Linked DNA regions of Mus musculus: region 2 is linked to region 1. A link is a loop called in an ENCODE intact Hi-C map of the cell type or tissue named here. Cell type or tissue: gastrocnemius. All regions are shown on one strand.

Region 1 (2,500 bases):
TGTCTGATGCCACCACCCTTAGTAAAGGGTTCTGAATCGGATGTTCTCCAAGCCACAAAGAAATTGGGTACATATGACAAGACTTTGTACTTTAAACTTCACCCATCATGGATGGCAAAGTAACCCTCACCCTACCACAGCAACTGTCTGTCGAGGAAGGGAGACCAGGGAGAGAAAAACAAAAAGCAAAACGAACCCTAGGTCCAGCTTGGTTTTTAAAGGGTTACTTTCACCACTTAGCAAGGGGACAAGGAGAGATTTAATTCTTTCCAGGGTAGCACTGGTTGATTCCCTAGAGGATACTTTATGGGGTGGCACAAGCCAACCCCATCTGTGACCTGCAGATGAACACGCCAAACAGGTTTAATTAGATCAGAGACACAAAGGGCTATTGCCTCCCCTGATAACAACACCATAGCTCTAAGAGTCCACAACAGCAGGCCAAAAACACAGGAGGCAGAATGGCACCTTAATTGAATCCTTTCCCTGGCTGGCCCTTGACAATGATTTACTTGTAACCGGGGGAAGGAATTGGAGTCTAAGCCAAAGACTCCGCTTAGAGCCAGCTTCCCAAGAGGAGGTACTTGGGGATAGGGAGGGGGAGGTAGTGAAATCCTTTTGTAGCCTGTAGCCTGAGTTTGCTAAAGTATTTGCTGCACTTAATACGGGGCTGTTTGGTTTTGGTCTGCTGATCCCAGATCTTGTAGTTTCAGCAGCCTTGTGCCCCGGGAATCCCATAAAAATAAATCACTCCAGCTTCTAGGATCCCAAGCACAGCTCAGCGGGGGAAGCAGATAAGCAGTTCTCCCAGCAGACCCGAAGCGGCTCCTCCCCAATCCTCTCCGGCCTTTGTACCCTGCATCCTCCAAGCTGAGTGTAGTGAGGGATCCAGAGAGACAGAATGCAGGGCAAATGTGCTCTGAGATTTCCCCCAAGCCTGCTTGTATACGAAGGGTTAAATTTGGTCCCAGATCTGATAGGGTTGAAGCCGCAAGCAAGTTCCCACTTTACCCCACCTGGGAAAGGAAGGTGGACTGAGAGGGCCTGAAGAAAAAGCATCCCATGGCCACCCACCAGCCAATCCTACCTGCTCCCTAAGTCCCCTTCCTCCTCCCCTGTCCAAAGCCTGCAGTACATTTCACCAACTCCGCTTTTTCCAAAAGGCCCAGGAATACTAAATGGGGCCCAAGTGTTGGGGGGGGGAGAAGAGCGGGAGGAAGAGGGCGTGGCTGCAGCAAACAGCTTCCTTTTGTAGCTCTGAGCCCAGTTCAAGTATCAGTGCACGACCGAGTCTCCGTTCTCCTCCTCGGAGCCCGATGCTGGGGGACGCAGGGGGGACGGTGTAGTCCGAGTCGCGTCGCTGTCGCCCTCATCCGGCTCAGCCGGGTGCAGGTGCGTGGCGAGCTCCTGTAGCACCGCCGCGCGTCCGATCTGGTCGTTGCGCCGCTTCTCCATGATCAAGTCCTCCAGGCTCTGGAACTCGAGAGTGTGGCTGCGCTGAGCCGAGAGCTGAATCTGCAAACGGTAGGGCTGCTTGCCGATGCGCAGCTCGCCACCGATCTTGAACTCGCGTTTGCCATAGCGGCACCAGGCCGCAAAGCTCTCGGAGTTGCGCCAGCTGAGCTCGCGCTCCTTGGCGCCCACGTGGGCCAGCGCGTTGCGCACTACAGCGCTAGGGCTCAGTGGCTTGTAGCGATACAGATCGTTGACCACGCGGCCGCGCCGGCCCTGGCTCGCATCGGTCAGGAAGCTGTTGCTCACCTCCAGCCGGTGCAAATGCACCACCTGGAAATTGCCCACGTAGACAGCCCAGTGCGGGTATTGAGCCTGCGATACAAACTCCACCAGGTCACCCGGACTGCACTTGTTGAGCAAGTTCTCCGGTGTGTAGGTGCTCAGAGCCGCCGATCCTGGCGCGAAGCTTTTCTGATAGATGCACTCATCACGATAAAACACCGAGCATTCCACCTCGTGCTGCCGCGGGTCGTAGGGCTGCGGCGGGGGCAGGGGAGGCCGATCCCCGGAGTCGGACAAAGCTCCGCCATCAAGCCCCTGGGGCGGTGGCTGAGGTTCCACATCCTCGTCGTCATTGGAGAAAATATAAGAGACTCCGATGCGGGGCCCATCGTCTCGATCCACGCCGGTCGGGTCGGCCGTGGGAACTTCCTTATAACTTAGGTGGGTCAGTTTTTCCACCTGGTTGCCCATTACGCTGTGGACTCTCGTTCACAAGACTTCAAGAGGAGAAAGCGAAACCACCGTCAGAGTCATTGGCACTGGTGCCCGGGCAGGGGCTAAAGCCACCTGTTGGAAGAGAAGACGAGGGAGATGTTTGTAGGTGCCACTCCAGAAAAAGACGTTTGTTTCTTGAAAAAGAACCGGTAGGGGCCCGAGCACCTGGAGCCATTTTAGGAGAAGTCTGGGGGACGTGCTTCCTCGCGTTTCTACACCACTAAGGTCACGATCACTGGAGACATGGCCACTCCAGCTTTCCCCTTCC
Region 2 (2,500 bases), 70 kb after region 1:
TGACTCTTCCTTGGTAGTTGCACATCCTAGTCAATTTAAGAAAGTGAGCTTGTGCCATAAGGGATATGATCTGTATGTTTCATGCATTGTTTCTTATTTCTGTATGTACCACATTGACTGAAAATGTAATCTTATCTAGATGCACAGGGACTGTGAGAACAAGTCTTCTGTTTGCCCTTGTATCCAGCTACACTTCATGCTTAGCTTCTCCTTCTTAAGGAGAAGAGGTGGAGGAATGTCAGAGAATAGTTCCATGCCTCACCTTTCTTTTTTGCAGTCCATACTATGGCACATTGCTAATTTTCTTCATTTTCAATTTGTGTAGCAAGCATTGGGCCTGAAAAAAAAAAGAGTGACTTTTTGTTATATCTTGCTATGTTTTATATGTTTGGCATTTAAATGAACTTGGAATGATTTTTTTCCCTACTTTTGTAATTGCAAATGTATTTCTAGTACACTAGAGAATAAGCTGGCTTTCCTGAACCAGCCAGGAGAACTTTTGCCCATTTACAATATTATTTCTGGGGGGAAAATGATTTTGATTACTTAAAATACTACAAAGAAATGTACTTTTGAAATGTCCATCTGACAGTTGAATAGTGTTAAACTCATTGATGCTGACAAGGAAACTGTCAGCTGAGAGAGACACTAGAAGTTTCTCTGGGCAGCTCCGATGCAACACTACAGCACTGCTAATTTTAGTCAAGATAAGTCCAGCTAGAATTTCTCCTTTTTTCATTTGTTTGTTAAGCCACGGTTGTGGGTTTATCTTTGGACTTTAAATATTCAGCTTTTTATTGGAATTTGTTCAGTTGGGAATTGGTAACCACAGCACAGATAGTACATGGGAAGTATATTTTAAAACGCATGGGTAAAGGTCTAACTTAAAGCTTCAGAAAACACAGGTTTAATTTTTGGCTAATATAACTTTGGCTATATTTTTTTTATTCGGAATTTGTCATGGTTTAAATGTAAAGTTTTTGAATTGTATAATATATTCATGTACCATAACATAAGCATATTTGTTTATGTTAGTGTCCAAATTTAGGGACAAATCTGCACACCCCCCCCCCCCCCCCCGTGTCCTTGGCATGTGCTCAGGCTGAGGGTGTAACAGTTTGGCACTGATTGTATAACTCAGTCAAACTAGATTTTTTTCTCTCCTGCAGTTGACAAATATTCATTATATGCCTATGAATAAAGCACCTGGGTAATAGGCTGAGGTCCATGAAACAGATGTTGAGCAAAACAATCCCAAGACATACTCTAGGAAGCTCACTCTCTCTTAGAGAGAACAGATTTTAAGCAGTGTCAACAAGGTAGGAGGAGGGTGATTCCTGGCAGAAAAGCATGCAGCTGGAATAGTTTGCAAGGATCCAGGCCTAAGTGAAAGGGTCCCAGCTCTGCCCTCCCCGACCTCAGTGCTCAGAGGCAATAGTGGGAAAAGGAAGAAGAGCAAGCACCTTGTGGAAAGAGGCTACGACATGTAGCTCTTGTGAGTACCTCTCAGAGGAACTAGGGTGTGAGGAGAAGGAAAAAAAAATGAACTTGATTCTTGAATACCACCCATTGGGAAATATCTATTAAAGCACTTGTCACATAAATGAAAACAAAAATCCAAAGCATGGTAGCATTTCAGACAGTGTTGATGACAGGAAAAGTGTTTTGTTTATTTAAGGGCCAGTGATGTCACACAAAACTTTCTAGGTCAAGCTGAGGTTTCTGAGGCTATTTGGAGGCAGCTTAGCTGGTCAGAGGTTGAGCTCTATTTTAAGCTTATGCAGCAGGAAGAACACTGGTGAACAGGCAGGCATCGGAAAAAGCATGAAAACAAAACAAAATCACGGTTGGAACCCATGGAGGCTCTCCGGTGGCAGGTGTGGACAAACCTCTGTTTTCCTTTTCTTTTTCTTTTCCCTTTTCTTTTCCTTTTTCTTTTTCTTTTCTTTTTTTATTAAATATTTTCTTTATTTACATTTCAAATGCTATCCCAAAAGTTCCCTATTCCCCCGGTCCCCGCCCTGCTCCCTTACCCACCCACTCCTACTTCTTGGCTTTGGCATTCCCCTGTATACAAAGGTAGAAGATCAAGTGTGTGTGTGTGTGTGTGTGTGTGTGTGTGTGTGTGTGTGTGTGTGTGTATGTGTGTGTGTGTGTGTGTGTGTGTGTGTGTGTGTGTGTGTGTGTGTTGTAAACTTACAGGCTTAAGTGTGTAGGAGTGGATAGTGGATAGTCAGAAATATCTTCTACTATGAAAGGAATGTTTTCACATTAGAAAGAAATTGACTTAGTATTTGGGTATGAGAATGTTCTAACTGGTTTAGAATTAGATAAGTATTCTAGATTAAACCCTAGGACAGATAACTAGACTAGATTCTTCTCTGTGAAGGTAATAAAAACATTAGAGCACCTGAGTAATTTTTCTTGAAGTAATAGAAATGGATGAGATTTCACTTATTCATGAATAATCATTAATTGATTCACTTCTTCAAAGATATTT

The links. A loop is a pair of places that touch in the nucleus more often than their neighbours do. Peaks named below come from ENCODE experiments on the same cell type or tissue, not always from the same donor. Only the 100,000 strongest peaks of a DNase experiment are listed, where the experiment ranks them.
Region 2: it touches region 1 in a loop (2.9-fold over the local background); 5 of 42 quality-filtered maps call a loop at or near these places.

The regions. Positions count from the first base shown.
Region 1 is chr15:60,821,688-60,824,187 of GRCm38, forward strand. Lratd2 (LRAT domain containing 1) reads right to left here. Exons shown (of 2, transcript NM_001162926.1): 2 at 1-2,304. The coding sequence starts at 2,208. The coding sequence ends at 1,276. It overlaps 9930014A18Rik (RIKEN cDNA 9930014A18 gene), which reads left to right and starts at 1,278. Exons shown (of 3, transcript NR_030696.1): 1 at 1,278-2,500. In gastrocnemius, a CTCF peak has its summit at 1,410; DNase peaks (open chromatin) are centred at 493, 859, 1,479, 2,114 and 1 more place; H3K4me3 peaks cover 2,500 bases; H3K27ac peaks cover 2,405 bases.
Region 2 is chr15:60,891,461-60,893,960 of GRCm38, forward strand. No RefSeq gene overlaps it. Among named protein-coding and RNA genes, the nearest start is that of A1bg, 29 kb to the right of the region's middle. In gastrocnemius, no CTCF peak of the experiment used is centred here; no DNase peak of the experiment used is centred here; H3K4me3 peaks cover 1,022 bases; H3K27ac peaks cover 1,671 bases.